Linked DNA regions of Homo sapiens: region 2 is linked to region 1. A link is an interaction called in ENCODE POLR2A ChIA-PET data of the cell type or tissue named here. Cell type or tissue: OCI-LY7. All regions are shown on one strand.

Region 1 (5,000 bases):
AAGCCCCCAGGAGAGCCACAGCCTCCAGCCTCAAAGCTCTCAAACCTGGACTTGTGGCATTCTGCCGGGGGCATTGGAAGAGGACTATTTGACAACAGTTAAACCCCAGGCGATGGGATGATTTTGCTTCCTGAAAGAAAAGTGAATCTAGGACAGCTACTTTTTAACTCCTATGTTCTTCCCCCAGGGTCTGTTCCTTCCCTTTCTCAGTACATCATGCTTTATCTAACTAGATAGAATCTAATCTTTGTGCTTCTCCTCCTTTCTAGGTAACTTCAGGGCAGGGCCCAGCTCTGTGCCACCATCCAGAGCCTTGTGCTGTAAGGGTTTCTTTGCTAGTGGGAAAGAAATGGAATTACTAAAGGTGAATTACAAAGCTAAAGAAATCTCAGGCCAGGCGCCGTGGCTCATGCCTGTAACCCCAGGACTTTGGGAGACTGAGGCGGGGGGATCACCTGATGTCAGGCGTTCAAGACCAACCTGGCCAAAATGGTGAAACCCCTAATACAAAAATTAGCTGGGTGTGGTGGCGGGTGCCTATAATCCCAGCTACTCAGGAGGCTGAGGCAGGAGAATTGTTTGAACCCTGGAGGCGGAGTTTGCAGTGAGCCGAGATCCCCACTGTACTCCAGCCTGGACGACACTACGAGATTCTCGCAGAAGAAAAAAGGAAAAAAAAAAAAAAAAGCTAAAGAAATCATCTCAGTGCTCTTGCCATGACAGTTAAGTCAAATATTAAAGCAGGAAAGGCCAGGAGCGATGGCTCATGCCTGTAATCCCAGCACTTTGGGAGGCTGAGGCAGGTGGATCACCTGAGGTCAGGAGTTTGAGACCAGCCTGACTAACATGGTGAAACCCTGTCTCTACTAAATACAAAAAATTAGCCAGGCATGGTGGCACATGCCTGTAAGCCCAGCTACTTGGGAGGCTAAGAGAATGGCTTGAACCTGGGAGATGGAGGTTGCAGTGAGCCGAGATTGTGCCATTGCACTCCAGCCTGGGCAACAAGAGCTAAACTACATCTCAAAAAATAAAAATTAAAAAAAATAAAGCAGGAGAAGTTTCCCTTACTGTGTGGCTTATGGTTGGAGGGGGTGTAATTAAAGATGTAGAGGTTGAGGGGGGCAGGTAACTTAAAAATTATTAGTGTCCTTTGCCTTTCCTCCTGGCCTGGCTGAGATGGGCAGAGGATGCTCTCTGGGGCCTCTGCCACCCAGTGTTTTTTCCTCCAGATTCTCACACCATACCCCAAATCACCGAAGAGGGAGGCCTGCAGTGAGCTGGACACTTCACAGGGTTATCTTGGCTGCCCCCAAAACAATCCGTAAGAAAGGAAGCACTGTGGCCATGGTACAGATGAAAGCCTGAGGCTCAGAGGCTCAACAGCAATAATAAGAGGCAGGCCGGGCACAGTGGCTCAGGCTTGTAATCCCAGCGCTTTGGGAGGCCGAGGCAGGAGGACTGCTTAAGTTCGGGAGTTTGAGATCAGTCTGGGCAACATGGGAAGACCCCATCTCTATTTTAAAAATAATAATAATAAACTAAGTGTAAAAAGAAGCTAATAAGAGGCAGGGATAAGCCTAGAATCAAGGCACTAAGATTCAAGATGGTTCCCCCTAAAGCCCTACCCCTGACAGACCTACTCAGAACGCAACAGTGAGAGTTAAGCAGTGTTTATTTCATCAGTCATTTGTCTCAGAAGAATAACATGCATTTTTAAGCTTTGACTTCTCCTTTAAAAAAAAAATTCTGTAGAGATGGGATCTTACTATGTTGCCCAGGTTGATCTCGAGAATCCCTGGCCTCAACGGATCCTCCTGTCTTGGCCTCCCAAAGTGCTGGGATTACAAGCATGGGACACCACACCCAGCCTTAGTCTTGACTTCTGTATCCCATCTTTGCTTCTGTTCAAACTCCTGACTCCACACGTGGCCCACAAATAGCAAAACCCCAGGGAGGACCCAGAGGCCCTATCACTCAAGATGTACCAGTCTAAAGAGGAGTTCCCTGGTCAGATCCTAAAGAGGCTTTTAGATTCAAAATCTAATGTCCTAGAAGACAAGTACAGTGTGTTACATGGTTCCGGTTAGGTTGTTTATGAGCTGGTGCATGTGATTCTGTGTGTGTACATTTACTCATAAAACAATGCCCTGGCATTTGGTCAACTTGATTTAGGAGTTTCACTTCTCAGATCATTCTATATTTAAATATTAGCAGAAGATGCAGAGAGAATGCAGCAAAAGCCACCATCAAGTCCACAGCAAGGGAGAAGAGCAAGTTAGGGACCTGATAATAAAGTAAAATAATAATAATCTATAAACCAAAATACTGACTTCACAGAAATTGAGATAGATCAAGCTGTGAGTTTAAGAAACTGAAAGAAGCAAAGGAGAGGCCAACTTCAAAGTCGGCTTATGCAGTGCCTTCACAGGCATTAATTGAAGCCTGGTCCTGCTGTTCTTTAATGCCCTCTTATTAATGTCTTAAGTAATCAACATCTCCAGTAATCCCTTCTGCAGCATTCAGAAATTCATCTTGTCATGGTGAAACTTTTAGTATGAGGCCTTATGCTCTTTAGAAACCCCCTTTACTTTTCAAAAGAGGGCCTATTATTCCAAATGGAAAAACTCTACTTAATATATTTCTAAAGAATATTTTCAGAAAATTTTTAATTATAAAATAATATAGGTTCATTGCAGATTTGGAAAACACAGAAAAGTGTTATTTTAAAACCTCACTCTAGGCTGGGCACAGTGGCTCACCCCTCTAATCCCAGCACTTTGGGAGGCTGAGGCTAGCGGATCACCTGAGGTTAGGAATTCGAGACTAGCCTGGCCAACATAGTGAAACCCCATCTCTACTGAATACAAAAATTAGCCAGACATAGTGGTGGATGCCGGTAATCACAGCTACTTGGGAGGCTGAGGCAAGAGAATCTCTTGAACCCAGGAAGCAAGGGTTGCAGTGAGCTGAGACCACGCTATTGCACTCTAGCCTGGGCAACAAGAACAAAGCTCCATCTCAAAAAATAAAACATAAAAATAAAATAAAACCTTACTCTATTTCTGCCAACAAGAGGCCAGGTGAGGTGGCTCACGCCTGTAATTCCAGCACTTTGGGAAGCTGAGGCAGGTGGATGCCTGAGGTCGGGAGTTCGAGACCAGCCTGGCCAACATGGTGAAACCCTGTCTCTACTAAAAATACAAAAATTAGCCGGGTGTGGTGGCGCATGCTTGTAATCCCAGCTACTCAGGAGACTGAAGCAAGAGAATTGCTTGAACCCGAGAGGCAGAGGTTGCAGTGAGCCGAGATTGTGCCACTGGGCACAGAGCAAGACTGTGTCTCCAAATAATAATAATACTAATTCTACCAATAAGAAATAACTATTGTTATATTTGGTTTATTTCCTTGCATATTTGTATTCTATAGAGATAGAAAAGGACAGAAAGATTGTGTGTGTGTGTGTGTGTGTGTGTGTGTGTGTGTGTGTGTGTGTGTGTGTGCAGGGTCTCACTTTGGTTCCCAGGCTGGAGTGCAATAGCATGATCTCACCTCACTGCAGCCTTGACCTCCCTGGTTCAAGTGATCTTCCTGCCTCAGCCCCCCATGTAGCTGGGACTACAGGCATGCACCACCACACCTGGCTAATCTTTATATTTTTCTTAGAGACAGGGTTTTGCCATGTTGCCCAGGCTGGTGCTGAACTCCTGAGCTCAAGCAATCCACCTGCCTCAGCCTCCCAAAGTGCTGGGATTACAGGCGTGAGCCACCGTGCCCAGCTGAAATTTTGTTTTTAAAACCAAAATTGAAATTCTACTGCTGTAGTTTGAATGAGAGTTCCCTCTAAATTTCATGTTGAAACTTAATCCCCACTGTGGTAGTTTTAAGAGGTGGGGCCTTTGGAGAAGTGATGATTAGTGGATTAATGGATTAGTACCTTACCAAAAGGCTGGAGGAAACTAGCTCAGTCCCTTTTTAGCCTTCCATCCCTTCCACCACGTGAGGACTCAACTTTCGCCCCCCTGGAGGATGCAGCAACAAGGCACCATCTTGGAATAGAGACTGAGTCCTCACCAGACGTTGAACCTGCTGATGCCTTGATCTTGGACTTCCAGCCTCCTCCAGAACTGTGAGAAATCAATTTTTTTTTTTTTTTTTTTTTTTGAGCAAGAGTCTTGCTCTGTCACCAGGCTGGTGTGCAGTGGTGCAATCTTGGCTCACTGCAACCTCCGCCTCCCGGGTTCAAGGGATTCCCCTGCCTCAGCTTCCCAAGTAGCTGGGATTACAAAGGCGTGCCACCATGCCCAGCTAATTTTTGTATTTTTTTAGTAGAGATGGGGTTTCACCATGTTGGCCAGGATAGTCTCGATCTCCTGACCTCGTGATCCGCCCGCCTCAGCCTCCCAAATTGCTGAGATTACAGGCATGAGCCACCATGCTCGGTGATAAATCAATTTCTATTCCTTATAAATTATCCAGTCTCAGGCATTCTGTTATAGCAGCATGAACGGACTGAGACACCTACTGTATGTACTCTTTTGCATCCTACTGGGTTTCTTGTAGTAGCATAGTTATGGAACAAATATTGTTTGAACATCTACTCTGTGATAAGAACTGTGCTTCGCACTGGGCATAGAACAGTGAAGAGAGGAGTCGTGGTCCCTCTCAGGGTGGATGTACAGTGTTATGGGGGAAGACAAATATGAAATAAATAATAACATACATAAATGTTTAATTATCATGAATGCTCTGAAAGGAAAGGATAAGATGCCAGCAAACATGCAACAAAGAAATTGCTGGTGGACATTTCCTGTTTGCCTCTCCAGCATCCATTCCCCTGCTTCCTGTAATTTTCAGTTTGGGTTTGGGGAGCCAACCCACACATAGACTCTTAACTTTAGGGGTGGCACATGATGCTCTCCTGGCCAATCAGAATATTGCTTTCCCACAGCAATAATGATTGGTTCTAAAATAAGCATATTCCCAGAGTCAAATAATTC
Region 2 (5,000 bases), 270 kb before region 1:
ACATACACAAATCAATGAAGTGATATATCACATTAACAGAACGAAGGATAAAAACCATATGATCATCTCAGTAGATGCAGGAAAAAAAAATTTGACAAAATTCAACATTCTTTCATGATTAAAACTCTCAATAAATTACGTATAGATGAAATGTACATCAACATAATAAAGGCCACATATATCAAGCCCACAGCTAATGTCATACTCAATAGTGAAAAGTTGAAAGCCTTTCCTCTAGGATTAGGAACAAGAAAAGGATATCTACCCTCACCACTTCTAGACACATGACTGGAAATCCTAGAGAAAGCAAGCAAGATAAAAGTCATCCTAATCAGCAAGAAAGAAGTAAAATTATCCCTGTTCACAGTTGAGGTGATTTTGTATATAGAAAATCTTAAAGACTCCAACAAAAAAATTCTTAGAACTAATCAGTAAGTCCAGAAAAGTTGTAAGGCAAAAAATCAACATACAAAATCGGTAGCATTTCTAGACTCTAAATAACTAGCTAACAGGAAAAAAAATAAGAAAATAATCCCCATTTACAATAGCATCAAAAAGAATAACATATTTAGAAATAAATTTAACTAGAAGGTGGAAGAGCTGTACATTGAAAACTATAAAACATTGATGAAAGAAATTGAGGACACAAATAAATGCAAAAATACCCCCCAGTGCTCATGGATTGAAATAATTAATATTGTTAAAATGTCCATATTGCTCAAAGTGATCAACAGATTCAGTGCCTTCTCTGTCAAAATTTCCACGGCATTTGTGATGGTTAATTTTATGTTCAACTTGACCAGACAAAGGGATACTCAGATAGCTGGCAAAACATTATTTCTAGACATGTCTGTGAGGGTATTTCCAGAACACATTAGCATTTGCATCAATAGACTGAGTAAAAACAATCACTCTAACCAATGTGGGCAGGCATCACCCAATTCAGTGAGTATATAGCTACCAATACTGTACTGTATACTTGAAATTTGGCAAGAGTGTAGATCCTGAGTCCTCACCACCAAAAAAAAGGTAACTATTTGAGGTGATGGATATGCTGATTAGCCTGATTGTGTTGATTATTCCACAATGTATATGTATATCTGACTATCACGAACACCTCAAATACATACAATAAAAAAAATAAATCTTACCAAACCAATATGAAAAAGACAAATACACATATAGAAAATTGGACAAAAATATAAACAGGAAATTCACAGAGAAGATGAATTGACTACCAGTAAACAATATTTTCAAGTCACCGATGACATTGGAGGAAAAAAAATCACTAGGGTATTGGTGATGATGTGGGGAAATGGGAATCATACACTGCCAATGAGTGTAAATTGTCCCAAACACTTAGTAGAGCAAGTCCTAGAAGTTGACATTGCTCCTGTCCTTTAGCTCAGCAATTTGTTTGTAGCTGTCTAACAGAAACTCATATGAATAAAGAAGCATATTCAAAAACGTTCATGCAATTTTTGTGATACCAAAACAGTAAAAGCAACCTTACTATCCACCAGTCAACAAACAACATCGCTTCAAAAATGGACTAATACAATAGTCATTAAGACCAAAAATATTCAGATCAGGATCTCAAAAAGTAGGGAGACCCTCCAAATAATTGGAGAAGGGAATACTGATTAAAGGTAAATTTAGGATCACCTGTGGTCCTAGCATATAATGAAATACTATAAAATAAATGAACTAAGTAGGATAAACAAGGAAAATCACAAAATGTAACTATAAGTAAAAAAAAAAGTTGGAAAAAGATATCCTGATGGTATACCATTTATGTCATTCAATATAATATATACTAAATTTATATATTAATAAAAGTATATAACCTTTAATTTATATAATATATACATAATATTTACTAATACATACAATATATGATAAATGTATAAAACCATACCTTGATGTGATATACATCAACTTGGAGAATGGAGCTTACAACTACAATCTAGACTGGGCATTTCACGAAGAAGGAACTTATTTACAGCTATTCCTTACACCTAGAAGACTGCCCAAAAAATAGTAGATGCTTAACATTTATCTTTGAATAAACCAGTGAATGAATGAATGGTTTCATCTGGGAGGAGAATGAGATGAATAGAACAGCGGTGGGGAAAAATTTAGGTGTATTTTTAACATTTTCTTTGTAGAATGGTTATGATTCATATAAAACAAAGTCATATTATCAATTAAGCCTAAGTGATGGGCTTTCTATTTTTTAATATTATATCATTTCAATTTAAAAATTTTAAACATGTCTGTAACAGTTTTTTCATATAGATAGAATTAGTGCCCCCTCCCCCTACCGAAGAATTCTTTAGAGAGCCCATTTTTTAATCTCATAGGAAAAACCTTTCAATGCACAAATCAAAGAACTGACCTAAATTTTAAGTGTTGTAGAATAAAACTTGAACTAAAAAGTTGAGGTATTGCTATACTTACTACCACAAGTAATAATCTTCTTTATTTAAAAATTGCATTATCACCTCCTTTGATAAATTTAAATCAATTTCTAGAAGTGATAGGTAATTACAAGGGAGAAAATAGGTATACTTCAAAGCAGAGTTAATTTAAATTGTCTGCCTTTTGTGTAATTACATTTATTCTCTATGGAAAAAGATCACAACACAAATATACTACAGGCTATACGCTACTGTAAGATCTAGATAATCAGAAGTCCAAATATAGTTCCTCTATGACTTTGCAGCAAGTTAGAGAAGCAAAACGTTAATTGTGATACCTCATGATAACTATTATCATGGAATTATTCAGAGGAGTATGTAAGCACATAGAAGAAAGCTCTCACAATCTGGAGCTGCAAGAAAGGCTTCCTGGAGGACATGACACATGAGCTAGACTTTGAAGGATAAGTGTTTGCCAAACAGGAAAGTTGATGGAATAAGGGATGGTAGGCAGTGAAGGATTTTTTCCAGACAAAGGTACAGTAGTTGTAAAGTTCCAGTCAAGTAAGAAATAATAGCATATTTGGAGAGCTACAAGTAGGACAATCGACTGTAGCCCGAATATGCATTTTGTAGCATGGTGGGAGAGAAGTCTAGAAACAGAGACAGATACAAGACTGTTGAGCACCTTACAATGCCATGATAAATGATTGCAGAGTCTTTCTCATATGTCATAAGGAATTATTAAAAACTTTTAAGCAATGAAGTGACATACTCAGAATAGGAATAACAGAGAGGATGTTTTGGAGTGGGGTCAAATTGGATGAAAGGAAAATAGGTAAGAGTCTATTAAGGTAAAGCTGGGCATGGTGACCCATCCCTGTAATCCCAGCATTTTGGGAGGCTGAGGCAGGTGGGTCAGTTGAGGCCAGGAGTTCAAGACCAGCCTGGCCAACATGGTGGAAATGATAAAGCTTCCCTAACCTACAACAGTGTCATAGAACTGGGGAAGGGAATATTAATTAAAGGCATATTTAGGACACATAATCTATAGTATTTATAAGCATAATGTTCTTTGTTTTCCTTCCAGTAATGTGGAATGAGTATAATTTTCTAGGGGAAAGATGTATAGCTGATTGTTAAGATGGTCATAGTTGTCTTCCTCTTTATACCTAGGTATCTTTGCAATGTGACTTTGCAGCTCCTTCCATGAGAATATGGAGTCTCTTTCCCCACCTCTCTAATCTAGGCTAATTTTGTGCCTTGCTTTGATCCAGGTCATGAGAAAAGCATTTATAAATGGGCTTAAACACCCAGGGGGATCAGGGGAAAAAAACATCAGAAATGGCAAAAATATTAAAATGAATTAATTAATTTTCTACAAAAATATCTAACAACACTGATATTAAACTGGCATATTTTGCTTGAAAAGTCCTTCTGCTTATGAAACCAACACATTAATGGCTATCATTTACAATTGAAAATGAGTTAAATTAATTTATAAACACAGTAATTTGATCTAAATAAAAAGTCATCATATGTAACTAAGCCTTCTACCACTACACATATTAAGTCATTGCCTTTGGGCACAGTTTCCACAAAATAATGACTGACTTTTGAAACTTTAGAAGATTTACATCTTCTTATTTTCTTATGGTCAGCTTTATTACTGGAGTTCCCATAGTGGATGACAAATGTAGCCAACATCCACAATTAAGCCAAATTAAAATTTCATCATCAACTTTTGTGAGAAAGAGAAAATTAGCACATAATTTTTTATTAAGCATGCACTATTATCACTTTAGCTTATTTCTGTGCCAAAGGTTTATTGTAAAATTAAAAAAAAAAACAATATCTTATGAGATAATAAAATTAATAATTAGCTATTGACTTGCAATGTACAACAAATGATAGAATCACCAGAGCAAGAATGTTTCGATAACTCTCAAAGCACTCTATGGAAAAATAGTTTAGTCCATATGCCACATACAGTTTATTTTCACCTAACCTGTAATTTCTGAAGTTTCCCACTGACTCCAGTCCCCGCCAACTGGCAATCTGGCAAGTTTTTTTGTCTGTTTGTTTTTTGAGATGGGGTCTCACCCTGTCATCCAGGCTGTAGTGCAGTGGCGTGATTATGGCTCACTGTACCCTTGACCTCCCAGGCTCAATCGATCCTCCCACCTCCGCCTCCCAAGTAGCTTGGACTACAGGCACATGCCACTACATCCAGCTAATTTCTGTAGTTTTTGTAGAGACAGAGTCTCACCATGTTGCCCAAGCCAGTCTCAAACATCTGGGCTCAAGTTATTCGCTTACGTCAGCCTCCCAAAGTGTTGGGATTACAGGAATGAGTCACTGCACTTGGCCTCTACAAATGTCGGAATCTCACAGGTCACAGTAAAAGTCAGGGCATAACTTGGTAACACAACAAAAACTAGCAAAGGCAACAGCCTCAAATATTTCTCCCACCACCATCTGAAGCTGGGAAGAGTTGGGTTTTCCTAACCCCTTATGTCTGAGTGTCCTTGATTTTATTCTTCCTGCTGTCTTTGAGGAAAGTGTCTTTTACCATCCATC

What was found. ChIA-PET counts read pairs that join two places held together with the same protein. Peaks named below come from ENCODE experiments on the same cell type or tissue, not always from the same donor. Only the 100,000 strongest peaks of a DNase experiment are listed, where the experiment ranks them.
Region 2: POLR2A ChIA-PET joins it to region 1 with 5 read pairs; 2 of 35 experiments call an interaction of 5 or more read pairs at or near these places.

Annotation. Positions count from the first base shown.
Region 1 is chr2:223,839,533-223,844,532 of GRCh38, forward strand. No RefSeq gene overlaps it. Among named protein-coding and RNA genes, the nearest start is that of AP1S3, 4.5 kb to the left of the region's middle. In OCI-LY7, no CTCF peak of the experiment used is centred here; a DNase peak (open chromatin) is centred at 2,129; H3K4me3 peaks cover 349 bases; H3K27ac peaks cover 824 bases.
Region 2 is chr2:223,572,314-223,577,313 of GRCh38, forward strand. No RefSeq gene overlaps it. Among named protein-coding and RNA genes, the nearest start is that of SCG2, 28 kb to the right of the region's middle. In OCI-LY7, no CTCF peak of the experiment used is centred here; no DNase peak of the experiment used is centred here.